Regions from separate parts of the Mus musculus genome. Here regions 2 and 3 are each linked to region 1. A link is a loop called in an ENCODE intact Hi-C map of the cell type or tissue named here. Cell type or tissue: left cerebral cortex. All regions are shown on one strand.

Region 1 (5,000 bases):
ACAGGCGGGCCTCGGTGGCACCCTGCACTGACGCCTGACATCGAGCCTCCCGCACCTTGCCCGGGTACAGGCTGATTGCCCACCTCTGCCTCCGTGGCCCCGGCCGGCCCTTCACCACACGCCGAATGGATTGCATAAGGGATGGGATGTCCACCCTGGTGTCCTGGTAGATTCGGAATAGCCACTCTGGGTTCCGGCAACAGAGATGCCGGGGGACCTCTCGGCTCTGCAGGATACGGGCCTGCTCAGCCCGGTCCAGGTGGGTGATGCCCCCTTGGTCCCACGGTCGCTCAGGGTGTGTGACTGTGTTCTCCCGGATCATGTTTCGCCAGGCTACATACTGCAGGTCCATGCCAGGCAGTGTGGCCAGCGTCTTATAGGGGGTGTAGTGGTCAGGATTGACAGCGTAAGGGAAGAGTTCAACCACGGTAGCCCCGCGGGGCAGGAAGAGGGCCGTAACCAGCTGGGCCCCATGCATGCTGACCAACATGGAGGCATTGCTGACCAGCCGCACGACATCAGCAAAGGTGTGGTCCTCCAGGGACACTGTAACCGTCTTCATCTGGAACTCTTGTGCCAGCTCCAGCAACAGCTCTGCCTCGTTCAGGATGAGTCTGTTCTGGGTGCGACTGAAGACCAGAATGTATTCCTCCCCCAGGGGCGCCCCCGCGTGGCTCACGTTCAGCCTTTCAGTCATGAAGCGCGTGAACTGCCGGATCTCATTGCCAGAGACCAGGATGTTGGCTTTTGGGCCCTGGGGCTGTACAAAGCCGTATTGGTACCAGGTGGTAACCTTGGACAGGCCCACGAAAGCATGGGAAAAGCAGAGCAGTCGGCCCAGTGTCTTGAGCTGTGCACGTAGAAGCGGCTGCTTGGGGCTGAGGAGTTTATAGAGGTCAAAGTGGGCACCCTCACCCCATCCCTCCATGAAAAAGAGCCGGGCCTCTTGGGCCAGGCCGGGGAACTGCCTCAGTGTGTAGAAGAGTGGGAGCAGGTCATCATGAAAGACGTGCATGAGGTTATCGGGGTTGAAGCGGTTGGCGATGAGGGCTACATCAGGCACGAACACTGGCTTTGGCATGAAGCGCAGGGCTGCAGCGGGCAGCTCCACGAAGTTGAAGTACTGGGCATTATGGTCCTCCACAGTGGACAGGTCCAGCAGGGCCGGCTGGAAGCGCCGGGAGCCCAGGTTGGGCAGCATCACAGATGAGTTGCCATGGAAAAAGATGAATTCTTCGGCCTCATTGGAGTAGCAGAGCCACTTGAAGCGGCAGATGCGGTCCGTGTGGGTGCGGCCTGTGCACACCATGTGGGTGCCGCCCTCCATGAGGATCTGCAGGGCCTTCGGGTAGTCGATCTTCAGTCCTAGGACTGGATCCAGGGACTGCTGTCCAAGGGCCAGCTCCTCCTCTAGCGTGGCCGCATGCTCCCGCAACCGAACATGCTTCCACAGGACCGCAGCCAGCACTGATACCAGGAGGGCGTTGAATACGGCAGAGAGGTGCATCCTATCGCCACCAGGGGGCCTCAGCGAGACGATGGCTGCTGGGCAGTGCCACAGCCCGGGGGACTTCACCCATCCATCCCTAAGTGTACTACTGGAGGACCAGAAAATGCCTGCAAAGGGTCAGAGAGAAGAGTCAACCCAGCCAGGAGTCACAGCACACTCCCACCGTGTGCTTCCTCCACCCTACCTCTTCAGCAAAGCTCCCTGGTAACATAACGTGAGTCAAATTACAGGTTCTAGGCTTTTAAAAGATTTGTGTGTGTTCATGGGCACACGTTACTCTTCTAATCACACCTGCATCACTCAGCTGCCTCTACCTGGATGAACCCTCACCGCCCCCCTTCAATAGCAGCTAGCTGAATCTGTTCTGCTTTAAGGTAAAGTACCTTGTGGCTTCAACAGCCTCTGATGACGCCAAGAGGAGTGTGCTACACATACTTGTGCTGTGGAGGAAAAACATTACCACCATCAGAGCCCCGCAGAACTTCAGCGAGGCACAGGTTTTGGGCCAACATCTATTTCCAATTAGTAATTAGTGCTAGTACTGAGGCCTCTGGGGATTAAGGACCAGGCACATTCACTCACTTGGCCTCCTGGGTGGCCTTTCGTTTGGAATTCAGGCACCTGTTAATAAGAGCAAGTGTTCAAGTGCCTTGGAGGTCAGAGATGATGTACTGGTTGAAATCCTGGCACCCAACCTTTTTCTGATGTACAAAAAGAACCATTTCGTTGTTAGGTTTCCTGAGAGGTGAGGCCTCCAGGGCAAGGAAAAGGGTTGGGACACCTGATGGTCAATAAAGAGCCACATGTGTCCGGAAGCACCCTGGGCACTCTCCTGCCTTCGTGATTCAGAGCCAAGGCTGGGCAGTGTTAGGCAGGAGCTGACTGGCTGCTTCGGTCACTGCTCCTTGAAACAGTGTTTCAAATCTAAGCACAGAAATCTCCAAAAGGAGACAAAGAGCAGTCAGTGAGTGTGGCCGGGTGCCACTGAGGCGCCCTGGACTGGGGCAGTACCCAGCCTTGCTCCCTGGGTCTCCAGGTTAGCAGTGAGATGGTCGTTTCTGTCGATGTCCACTCTTCCTAAGGAGTTCCTCGGTGTCCTCACACATCCTCAGAGTCCCCGTGCTGAATCTCCTGGGAACCAGAGGAGGCAGAGACGCGGCCCTTGGGGTGCCAGAGAGCTCACTTCTGCATTTCTGGCCCAACCCTGCTGTCTAAGAGGCACTGCTCAGACTAGGTGAAGAAGCCAGTCCGTGTTCCTACCCAATGGGCAGGAGAAAAGGGGTGTCTCATGGCTGCCAACCACAAGCAAACCGGCTTGAGGGCACAGACTGCAGGAGAGTCACAGGAACCCTGATGTCTCCAAGTCTCCTGATGTGAGAGAACTGTCTTCATCTTTGAAGCTGGGTTGAGTAGGGGCTCTGGCTTATCACAGACAGGCACCTGATAGGAGGGCACAGCTTTCTGAGTGATGTGCACAGCCCCAGCAGAACAATGCTGCATCCATATCCCTGTGACCCCCCAATCTCCGTAGAAACCGCATGACACAGCAAACCAGTTACAGAGAATCAGCAGCTTGACACCAGTGCCATCTGCTGGAGAGAAGCAGGACTGCAGGAGGCAGCAGGAGACTCAGGTCAGACCCTGGGGTAGAAGGGTCACAGGACCTGACCCTGGCTGTTTCTGGACCCTCAGAGGATGGAAGGTGTTTCTAGTTAGATGTGAGTACCCATCCTATGGCCTTCTAATATGGTGCTGGCAGAGGGTAGTATAGATATGGAAGGGGGGAAATGGGAATTTCTGAGAGTAAACATTCTGCCAGATCCTCCTGTGGTCTAACGCATGGGGTGGACTGACTCTGCTACTTACAGTCAGGCAGCCCCAACCAAGGCCAAGTGACTGGAACTGAGTGACTGGAACCAGATGACTGAGTGTAGCTAAGGGACTGTGCGAAGGCTTCTCCAAGGGCTCTGAGCTCACCCACGGGGGTAAGGCTGTGGCTATGTGGGTTAGCCTTTCTGATTGCGTACACTCACTCAGGTAAACCAGGACTGAGGACAGACAACAGACTTGTTCACCACCTTTGCTTTAGAATATCCTTTCTAATGGGGCCCTGTATTTTGTCACTGTGAAGGAGCCATGGTATGGGGCACTCAGCGGTCATGATAAAATCCAGGGTCTTTCCCACATTCTCCTGCATGACCCCACACCCACTCCAATTGCATTGTAGCATTCTACTTAAGTCAGCAAGATCAAAAGTTTTGGCAGAACCAAGATATCAGACAGAGGCAGGAAGAGCTTTAATCAAAGGCAAATGGAGGCTGCTAAGACTACTTGAGCAAGAGGCTGGAGCCACCTGGGAAAACGTATTATTTTCTCCACCCACTCACCCTGAAAGCCTCTGCTGGCTCCTTAGGGTCTGCAGGCGAGCATGCTCTGAAGACTAAAGGAGACACCCACCCTCTGGGCTCCAAGTGCCCAGAGCTTCCTGACAGACGGGCTCTAGACAGGATGAGGGTCTGTGATGGACACTTCACACGAAGAAAGAGCTTCTCTGCCTGTGTCCAGTCTGGGTGAGGCCACCATGTACATTTTAAAGTAAGAGCCAGGCCCTGCTCAGTGTCTTAGCATATGTGGCACCCATGACAACCACACCTAAAACAAAACCCCTGCCTGTATCACACCAGGAAAAGGAACCCCAATGCAGAACACCCCAGCCCCACCCCATGTAAGAGATCTGTAATTCCTCTGCACAAGTCCCTGACTGCTGGCGGGGGGCTGTGACTGTGTCCCTGCTTATTTCCCCAAGCAAGCCTGGTGATGGAGACAGTGTAAAGGCAAACCTGGCTGAGGACAGAGAAGTTCAAACATGCCAGCTCCAATCTCAACATTACTCTGAGAATGGCCTCAGAGCCTTTAATAGACTCAGACCACGAGTCTGCCCCTTAACAGAAGCAGCTTCTGTGGCCCCTCCTCTGCTCTGCCAGCAAGGAGGGAGAGGGCTGTAAGTAAACTTTTCGGAAACAAACTTGTGTGTGATAAGTGTGTAAATACGTGAGGGTGTGCATGCACATATATGCACATGTGTGCACATGCCTGTGGAGGTCAATGACATCTGTGCACATGTGTGCACATGTCTGTGGAGGTCAATGACATATGTGCACACATGCCTGTGAAGGTCAATGACATGTGTGCACATGCATGTGGAGGCCAATGGTCAATGACATCTGTGCACATGCACATGTGTGCACATGTCTGTGGAGGTCAATGACATCTGTGCACATGCCTGTGGAGGTCCATGGTCAATGACAAGTACTTTCCCTGCTCACTCTCTGTTCTATTTAATTTTTAATGACCTTTTTATTTATGTGTATGAGTGTTTTGCCTGCATCTACGTCTGTGCAACATATAAGTACGATACCCTTGGAGGACCAAAAGGACAACCAATGCTCTGTAATTGGAGTTACAGATGGCCGTGAGCTGTCACATGGGA
Region 2 (5,000 bases), 130 kb before region 1:
TCAGGCAATGTGAGACCACCAAGCTGCACACACCTATGCCCATTTCCTTTTATTGTTCTTACACAGCATCTATGAAAATGAGAAAATATCCTGAGTGGGTCTTGATTCCTTGAAGTTACAAGTGACAAAAATTATCAGACTACAATCTACTTTAAAAACATCCCTTTGTGGTTGGGGAGGGTAATACACATCTTTAATCCCAGCACTCAAGAGGTAGAGGCAGATGGATCTCTGTGTTCCAGGACAGCCAGAGCTACATAATAGAGGGACTCTATCTCGAAAATATAAAACAAAACAAATCTCCCTTTGTGTTTATGCCTCCTGAACTCATCATGAGAGAGGCACCTCTATTGTGCTGGGGACACAGCTCAGTGACAGAGCACTTGCTAAGCTTGCTTGAGGTCACAGGTTAGATCCCCAGCATTGTCAACAAACACACCATAAATAAGGAAACAAACCATGGCTGGCATCTTTTCCCCATTTCCTAGGTGGTTATGTGTATTGTCCAGTGGGTTCATGGAGCAAAAGGGGGAGGGGGAGGGGGAGGGAGAGAGAACTATTTCTTTACTGTATATAAAAGAACAGAAGACACCCATCCCTTCCCTTCATCACGAGTATGTGATATAGATTATCAAGCTGGAATGGGTGGGGCATTTGACCTCACTTTCAGAATGTTGTTAATTTCATAATGCGGTTAAGAATTGGGGCGCATCATGTAGCCATTATTTCTTTTAGGGGACTAATGATAGCCAGAGTGGTGATATGTGCCTATAATTTCAGCCCTCAAGAGGGGAGAGGATCAGGAGTGCAAAGCTAGCCTAGGCTGCAAAGCAACACTCTGTCTCAAGACAACAACAAAAATAATGAAATCAAATTTACAAAAGACGCCCATCAGGCATGACAGGGCAGATGTCAGGCAAGAAGCTGAAGATGAGTCTGGAGCACAAAGAAAGCCACATGGATAGAACTGTAATTATATGACCCAGTGGATAAGGCATTTACTCCAATGCAAAGGTACGAATTTGTACCAATTATATATGCATTTGGCTACCAGAAAGGGCTACAAAAAGATGAGGAAACTGAAGAGTGTGCTGTGGTGGAAATTGCATGTAATGTCAGTATCAGACTACGGGAAGCAGGAGATCTCAAGTTTGAAGCTAGCCTGGGCTACACAGCAAAACCATGCTGGAAGAGGAGGAGGAAGAAGAAGAGAAGGAAGAGGTGGTAGTGGTGGTAGTATTTATGAAATATAGCCACTTAGGTGAAAAGGAAAGGACATGCTTTAAAACTCACGGTCAATAAGCTCAAATCATAACTTAAGTGTAAGAAATTAAGTAAGAGATGATGATCAATATCCTTATTTTACAGGTGGATAAATGAGTTTGAATTATATGACCATAATATAAGGGTCATGTGGATTGTTCCACACCAGGAATATATTTCTGGAAGGTAGGATTACAATCTGACTCCCCACATACAGTCCACAGTTTTGTTTGACAATTTATTTATTGTTAAATGAACATTTTTATGTTACAGGTGTAAATCTGAACTGAAAATATAAAAATTCATACTGTCTTTGAACTGTAAAAACTGTGTACATTACACCTATAGTTAAATGGGCTATTCTCTCTTCAGTTAAATTATCTAACAATTTCAATTCCAAGTTAAAAAGATTTTTTCCCACTAGATTTTTTTTTATTATCTCACTCACCCAATGACTGACCTATATCTGTCAGAAAGTAGAACATATTTTTATTTTTAAGTCAGCAATAACCAGATATTCAAACTTAGTTTGCTGAGCACATTATTCTGTAAGGCCAGGCATAACTACTGACACACTTTTCCAAAGGCATGGCAACCTAGAAGAGGTAAATAAGAAAATGGTTGGGCATCAGGTGATATAACAGCTGAAGACTCTTCCCAGCATGTCCCTTTGGTCCTAAGAACTATTACCTAAAATAGTAAATTTTAAATTCTGATTTTGCCTAAGTTACCTGTCAGCTTGTGCAAAATGGCTTCTCTGAGATTGTGATTCAAACGGCCAGGGGCACAACACTAGGATTTGTATCTTAAGAAGCCCTTTCAAGTTATACTGTGCAGAGAAGACCTTCTAGCACATTCCAGGAGCACCGAGAACCTTTTGAACCTGTCAAGAATTTGCATCCAAACTGTCAATTTGCAGGGGGCCTCAGTAGTCCGGGAAGCAGATTCCCGGGTAGGGATCACCCCCTCAAAGAGAGGACTGCTTTCCACCCCAGGAATAAACGAGGGAAGCAGAGAACAGAATCGAGTCACCCGGACGGCTGGCACACCTGAACCTTAGTCGTGCTTTTGTGATCTCTGCACCCCGTTCCCTTGTCAGGGGCATTCGCATTCCGCCACAGCCTTCCCTCCTCCATCCGGTGACACAGGGTCACGTAAGGTCTGCGCAAACCCCGGGTGGCGCCCGGGAAGGCCAGGCCGAGGTGCCCGAGCGCTGCGCCCTGCCTCACCTCCCACCTTCTTGTGACCTTGTCCAGACTCCTAGACCCGTGCGATCGCGCTCCCTCTCCCTCTCCTCCCACTGCTCCCGGGATCCCCGAAGCTGGCACCAGCCCGGTCCCCGTTTGCCATCGTTGCCTCCTCCGCGACTCTCGTTCCCTCGGCCACGATCCGCTCCAGAAGCTCCGGCCTCCTTCCTCCGGCTCCACATGCACTGGCCGACGGGGACCCCAAGTCCTCCGCCCACCCGAGGGACCCCCCGCCCCGCAGCCCTCGCCTCCCGCCCGGCTCCCGCTTCACTCACCGAGACGCGGGGTCCCTTCCAGTCCTGCCGGTTTCTGGCCGCCACCCGAGTGCGAGAACACCGGCTTCGCCTGCTGCGGCCACTGCTCGCCCCAGCCAATCAGAAGCCAGCAGCCGGCGAGGCCGGGCCAGAGACTCCCTTTACGTGCGAGGGGCGGTGGGCGTGGTCACTTGTAGCGCGGCGCCCATTGGCTGGGGGGCCGGCCCGGTTCGTGGCGGCGCGCGCTGTTCGTGTCAGACGTGAGGCCTGGGCGGCAGTGCTGGCGCGGTGCCGCCTGGCGGCCGCTGCCTCCCAACCCCAATTGCCTCGAGGTTCTCGCGACCGGTTCGCTGGGCTCCGCGAACGCCACGCACGCAGGCTAGACCGGCTTAGGTGAGCCGAGCGGCCCGCCCGAGCGGGAGCATGCGCCGTCGGGGCGCCTTTGGGTCCCTCCCCGGAGCTGGTGGTGGCCGGAGAGCAGTGACCTCACACATGCCTGGGGAGGAGTCTGATGGGGCAGGCAGCTTCCGGGGCGGGGCTTCGTGTGGGCTCCGGGGATGGCAGACACCGACAGCCCCACTATGGGACGTGTCTGTCCAAGACTCTCAGCGTAGCAGAACATGGCGGCCTCTGAGAGAGGTAGGCTACTGGTAGGTACTCAACTTTGAGTGACTTCAGGGAGAGGAACAATTGTCTCCTCACCCCGAATAGAGCACCAACCACGGACAAGAGAAAGGATTCCGTCTTGTCTACCCTGCCCACCCCTTGCCCCGCCAGAGGCAGCTCTGCAGAGGGCTTCTTCCCCCTTTGTGCACCGATTATATAAACTGGCAAGAGGAACCACAGTGAATCGGCTAACTTTCTAACTTCCCCATACCTCAATGTTTCTTTTCTTTGTAAACTAATTTTATTACATTTACTTGTGTGAACATTTGCTGAGGTCAGAGGACAACCTTCACCAGTCACCTCCTAATGTCTGGACCCTGGGGCTAGAACTCTGATTGTGGGATTTGGTGGCCTTTACCCAGTGAACCATCTTGTTGGGCCCTCAATACGTTTCTTGAATTTCCTGAAGGCTGGTGTAGTCTTATGAGCCACCTTCCAATAACTACATAACAGGTGTCATGACTGAATATTAAAATTTTGTATTACCATTTTATTTATTGTGGGGAGGGGCACATGTGCTATGGCAAATGTGTGGAGAGCAGAGGACAACATGAAGGGACCTGTTGTTTCCTTTGCCCACAGGTTCCAAGGATCAAACACAGGTTAAAAATTATTTGAGTTAAGTCATATGTAGGAAACATTCCATGTTATACATGATAAAACTCTATGCCTGTGGCTGGAGAGTTGTCCCAGTGATTTAAAGGCACTTGTTACTCTTCTTACAAGAGGATCCAGGTTCAGTTCCTGACACTCAACGTGAGGCTCCCAACCATCCCAACTCAGTGGAACTCAAACCCTCTTTTGACTGCTTCAGGCACCAGGCATGTATATATGATGCACATACATGTATACATGCAGGCAAGATACACATATTTTTAAAATAAAACTTTTATGGTGGTGCACACCTTTAATCCTAGTATTTAGGAGGGAGGCAGGTGGATCTCAGAGTTCAAGTCCTTCCTTGTCTACAGTACAAGTTCCAGGACAGCCAGGACTACACAGAGAAGCCCTGGTTCAAAGAACAAAAATGAAATAAAGCTTTCCATACCTTGGATATGTGGCAGCTTTGTGTCTTTGAAAGTATGTTCTTTGTATGGGTGTGCTAAACACAGCTTTGCTGAGCAGGAGTCAGTGGTGGTAAACGAAGAAAGACCTGACTAGAGAAAGCATGTTCCATAGGAGATCGGCAGTGCCCTGCTCTGAGTTTCTGCTGAGGCTGACTGAGCCTTGCCTGGAGTAACTGTTTTCTACACCAACACTTTGTTCAATTTCTAAAATCTCTTGCTAAGGCAGGATGCTTACCTGGGTAAGTAGATAACCACCAGATGTTGGACATACAGCTTATCACAAAGAACATTCAACTGTGCTGCACAGACCACAAGACATGGATGTATATACACCAATGAAAAAGCACCGTCTTATGAAGTCATCAGATTAAATCAGAACACTTGGACATACCAAAACCATATCAGAGAAACCAGGCCCACAAGCTTAGCAAACACACTAGACCAAAGAATGATGGAACTTCCTCACCTGAGTCATAGGACAAGAGGTAGTGCTGGGCGTAGTG
Region 3 (5,000 bases), 140 kb before region 1:
CTCTAAAATCAACTTTTCCTCCTAATTGGCTTTTGTTAGAGTACTTTTCCATACCAACAGAAAGTGCTCTTGAACACAGGGCCTTTCTCTGGCCCCAGGATCACTAATTTGGCTAGCCTGGCTGCCTGCTTGTTTCTCTGGCACTGGAATCACAAGTGTAAGTAACTCTATACTAGCCTTTTTATTTTTATTTTTTATTTATTTACTTTTTTGAGACAGGGCTTCTCTGTGTAGCCCTGGCTGTCCTGGAACTTGCTCTGTAGACCAGGCTGCCCTCAAATTCAGAGATCCGTGCTGGGGTTAATGGCATGTTACACCACTGCCTGGTTATACTTGTCGTTTTATATATGAGTTCTTGCCTAATTGAGGTTGTCAGGTTTGCAAGGTAACGCTGAGCCATCGTCCCAGCCCATGCATATTTATCTTCTTGAACAGGGTCGTCAGGTAGACTCCCCTCACTGAAATTATATTCCTCCTACAAATGATGAACATTAAGTCGTTCTACTCCATGAGAAACGAAATTGAACAGGAAAGTGACTCTGACATGAGCCAAGCCAGACTTCCATTTTCTTTTGTAAAAATTATTTTATGTGAATAATATTTCCCAGCATGTGTGTCTGTTCACCATGTGTGTACTTGGTGCCCAAGACCAGAAGAGGCCACTAGATGCCTTGGACCTGGAATTACAGGACAGCTGTGAGGGGCCATATGGGTGCTTTGAATTGAACCTGAGAATTCTGTCCTCTGGAAGAGCAGCCAATGCTCTTAACCACTGAGCTGGCTCTCCGGTTTCCTTCTTCATAAGCAGAAGGGTTTCCATTGTTGTAGGAGTCTAACAGGCGTGGCAGAGGTCTGTAACATGTGAAATGGCCTTGTATGTCAGTAGTACCTACACACCCAGCTGTCCTGCTTCATAAGGGCAGGTTTGGCTTTTGAGACAGGGTTTCTCTGTGTAGTCCTGGAACTCCTTTGGTAGCCCAGGCTGGCCTTGCATTCAGAGATCTGCCTGCATACCAAGTGCTGGGGCTAATGGCACACGCCACCACAGGCCAGCTCAGCCCAGGGTTTTAATTTAAGCCTTTCTGATTATTCAGCTCCCTACTCAGGAGCCCCAGAGGATTAAAATGTTCAGTTTCTTCAGATTCAAGATTTTTTGGCGTTAGTTCTGCCTCTTCAGCTTGTGATGGCCCTGGGTTTTGCTGGCCCCATTCCTGTAACCCTGGAACATTGTCCTTGTGGATTGTCACTTGGCTCCAGGCAAGTCTGCGTCTACCAACTAAGCTAATACTGAAGATGCGTTGGTATATATGGGGATCTCATACTGGAGACCCCTGTTGACTTTCTCAGAAAGCCCAGTGTTCTGACAAGATCCTGTGGCTCTCTGTTCCAGGTGACCACCCAAATGGATGCGATCTGACCCAGCCCTGCACCAAGTCAGCAGCGCAACGGACTGTGGGAATACACTGTGATTTTCCTACCAAGATTTCTCTATTCTATTCTCAGCCCATCTCACAGGTTTTTGTTGTCTGATATTTGTAATCTAGCTGGTTTTCTCTTTCTTTCTCTCTCTCTCTCTTTCTGGTGCTGGACATCGAACCCAAGGCTTCAAATATGCTAGACAAATGCTTTACCATTGAGCCACATCCCCAGCTGCAGGTGGAGGCCGTCTGATCTCAGGAATTGCCAGTCTCTCCTGCTGCCTAGCCCCTTGACCTTATATGCTTACTAGTAATAGACATCCTTTGTAGAGTGAACAGTTTGTGTGTGGGTCTCTTCAGCCTCTTCCTCACTAGCACCTGGGAGAAGAAACAGGCCTAGGTAAAAAGTAGAGGGAACAGGGAGAGGAGGGGACAGATGTGAGACAAGCTGACGGGGCTTGGTTATTGGTCCATTAGATAAGAGGCAGGAAAGACTCCTGTAAGATTCAGAGCAAGAGGAGGTAGAAGGTGGTGTTGCTGACAGAAAAGCAAACCAGGGAAGTGGATAGCAGCCTCTGCTAAAGGTGGAGCCCAACAATGGCCTCAGCTTGACCCGGGTAACTCTCCTCTTTTGTCTCTGCCCAGTGCAGGTGGCTAAGGGAGAGCAAATTTCTTGAGCCAGGAACTGGTTCTTCCTGAACGTACCCAGGTAAAGCCATCACTGGTCACGTGCATTGTATCTAATGGCCTGGGTCTCAACAGGGCGGAGTACATAGGTCCTGGCAGCTCTGCTGCTTGACACACGGTAGCCTTCACTTCAGATCATTCCGCTTTATTTTGGCTTTGCGGCTGCGAGGGAATGGGCTGAGGAATTACACAGGGATGGAACCTTAACTGTGAATCCTAGGGACTCTGGACAGCTGTGGGACAGGAGGCATGGTTTCCATGAGCACCAAGATCAGGGAGCTTGTAAATCTAGTCATACCCAACTCTGGACACTAGATGTCACCGTTGCTCAGACACAGCATCCCCAGTTGTTCCAGAGCCCCCAGGAAGGACCCAAACCTGCATGGGCGCTCAGGTCTCCTAACAAGAGGGTGAGGGTTCTGCCGCAGTCTTTCAGTCTCTCAATCTCACTCACACTGCCTACTGCAACACAACGCTGTGTAACAGTTGTACACAACACTCTGAGGAACCCCCACAGGAAAAGGAAGTCCACACATGCTCACCACTGACACAAAAACAAACAATTTCAGATCTGTGGTGGGACGAACTCCATGGGTGTGGAACCCACGGACAAAGGACCAGCTGGAACGTCATAAACGCAAAAAAAAAAAAAAAAACAACAACAACAAAAAACCAAAAACCCCAAACCAAACCCAAGATTCACTCTAATGAAGTCAGCAGGCATTGGCTGAACAGGGAACTAATGCCAAGTGCTTTGGGTGAAAGGGACTTGGGATACACTGACAGGTAACTGGGCAAGAAAGGCCTGACACAGTCACCCCACACTCCATTATACCCAACCTTAGGAGGAGAGTTCCCTGAGAAGGCAAAGTAGAATGCTTTTGCCTTGGAGAGCCTCCCGATCCCAACCCTGGGCTTGGAAGCCCAGCCAGCTGCTCCTGCTGCTGCTTCTATTGGCAGCCACCATGTTCTGCCGCAATCACTTAGTGCCAGCCTGCTGGGACTTCACCCCTATACTCAGTACAGTTATAAAGCAGCAGCCATGCACTGGGTTACGGAAGCGTGACATGCCAGGCTAGGTCCCTTGGACTTTCTTTCTCTAATCCTAGGTAGTGTCTCTACCTTAGATGAGGAAGTCACAGCTCTCTTGCTCAGAGTGGCCGAACCATGAGTATAGGTGGCACTTAGTAACAAGTTCTCAAAACTCAGAACACTGTTAAAGCAGGAAGCCAAAATTTGGAAAGCTTTCTCAAACTTTTCCAGCAGCAGCTAGACAGGGGCGCAGTAGCACGGCTAGTCCACACTCTCGTGTCACGGCTGGGAAGACGGAAAACTCTGACTGGATCGGGCTATACAGTCTGTGATTAGGACCATGAGAGTTGCAGCCTCTTGTTTAACTGTATGAAATACCATCTATCACTACTGCCACTCCAATGTCACAAAGGCCACCACAGCAAGTGCCTAACATCTGCTGGCCCCTGTCATGCTATCATGGACTCTTCTAAAGTTCCAGTTTACACGGGAACAGTGAAAAACAAAGCCCTATGGTCAGTCCTGTAGGCAGCACAGCACAGCACCTGGAATGCAGGCCCTGTGACCCTGGAATGTGCAGGTCTGTGGCGTGGGCACTATCTCCTATATCATTAGTTTAATGACACTGTATGTTCAAGTTCTTAAAGGGCCAGCACCATGACTCAGCAGGAAAAGGTGCTTGCTACACAGACTATGAACCTGTTGATACCCAGGATCCATGGTGGGAGAAAACTGACTCCTCAAAATTGTCTCGTGACTGCTGCACACAAACAACGAAGATAAAAGGAGGGAGCTGGAAAGACGGCTCAATGGTTAAGAGCAAGAAGTGCTCTTGCAGAGAACCCAAATTCATTTCCCAGTACAACTGCCTATAATTCCAGCTCCAGGGATACTCTATGCCTTCAGCCTCATGGGCACTTGCACTCATATGCTCATAACCACACACACGCTCACAACCACAAATAACTGAAAGTCAAACTCTCTCAGAGCAGGGTGGGGCACACAGTAAGTACCCAACAGATGGCAGCATTCAGTTCTAGCTGTAGATGGCCTCTAACCGTCTACTACCACAGGTATTCTGTTTTCTAATCTTTGTGCTGGAAGGATTTACTTTTTCAAAACTGAAATAAAAACAAGACATCTGATATGTTCAGAGTTATTTTAATAACAATACATATGACACCTTGTCTCTATGGAATATTAGTTTGGGTTGGACATGGATTTCAAAGTGCACTTAACATTCTGTATGTCCAAGTATGTGTGTAATGTCTCAAAACACCAGCCCACCCACTGCTGACCTCTCACTTTTGGTACCTGGATAGACACGGCTCTTACGAAGTAGACACACTGCCTGTACTAGGCCATGTATTTCCTTTATCCTTGTGTTACAACATACAGTACCTACTGCTGCCGGGGTTCAACTCCATGGTACAGCACTTGCTTGGCCTATGTGAGACCCTGCACGTAATGCCTAGTACCACAAAAAAGAAACAAAAACCTATAGTTTAAGATGTTTAAGAATTATCCTACTACCAAGCAGCAAAAATAGAACTTTGCAATTATAAAAGAGCTTAACCAGAACCCACAACCAGTTTCTAAGTGTGATTTTAATAAACACTGCCTTTCTGCAGCTCTTATCAGCTTTCCAAGTTGCTGTACGTGCACGCACGCACGCATGCACACACGCACACACACACACACACACAATCTCTTTCTCTCTCTCCCTCCTACTTAGTTATAGGGGATTTATAAGCTAGTTATATTTTGTGGACTCTTTGGAAAGTGTTTTCAGAAGCCAACAAACCTTAAAACCTGAAGTTCTGAAGTCAGCCCACAAGCAGACAAAATAAACGAACCAGAGCA

What was found. Peaks named below come from ENCODE experiments on the same cell type or tissue, not always from the same donor. Only the 100,000 strongest peaks of a DNase experiment are listed, where the experiment ranks them.
Region 2: a loop joins it to region 1, with 2.5 times the contacts of the local background. A loop is called at or near these places in 15 of 42 quality-filtered maps.
Region 3: a loop joins it to region 1, with 6 times the contacts of the local background. A loop is called at or near these places in 22 of 42 quality-filtered maps.

Annotation. Positions count from the first base shown.
Region 1 is chr9:121,982,207-121,987,206 of GRCm38, forward strand. It overlaps Pomgnt2 (protein O-linked mannose beta 1,4-N-acetylglucosaminyltransferase 2), which reads right to left. Exons shown (of 2, transcript NM_153540.4): 2 at 1-1,617. The coding sequence starts at 1,507. It also overlaps a transcript of Gask1a not described here. Among named protein-coding and RNA genes, the nearest start is that of Gm39463, 11 kb to the right of the region's middle. In left cerebral cortex, CTCF peaks have their summits at 1,522 (motif pointing right) and 3,118 (motif pointing left); DNase peaks (open chromatin) are centred at 651, 1,507, 2,445 and 3,060; H3K27ac peaks cover 1,062 bases.
Region 2 is chr9:121,854,727-121,859,726 of GRCm38, forward strand. Higd1a (HIG1 domain family, member 1A) reads right to left here and starts at 3,070. Exons shown (of 4, transcript NM_019814.5): 1 at 2,786-3,070. Gm47112 (predicted gene, 47112) reads left to right here and starts at 3,021. Exons shown (of 1, transcript NR_168944.1): 1 at 3,021-4,482. In left cerebral cortex, a CTCF peak has its summit at 3,087 (motif pointing left); DNase peaks (open chromatin) are centred at 2,966 and 3,228; H3K4me3 peaks cover 2,256 bases; H3K27ac peaks cover 1,724 bases.
Region 3 is chr9:121,844,278-121,849,277 of GRCm38, forward strand. Higd1a (HIG1 domain family, member 1A) reads right to left here. Exons shown (of 4, transcript NM_019814.5): 4 at 4,280-5,000. Among named protein-coding and RNA genes, the nearest start is that of Ccdc13, 7.3 kb to the left of the region's middle. In left cerebral cortex, CTCF peaks have their summits at 2,419 (motif pointing right) and 4,148 (motif pointing right); a DNase peak (open chromatin) is centred at 2,411.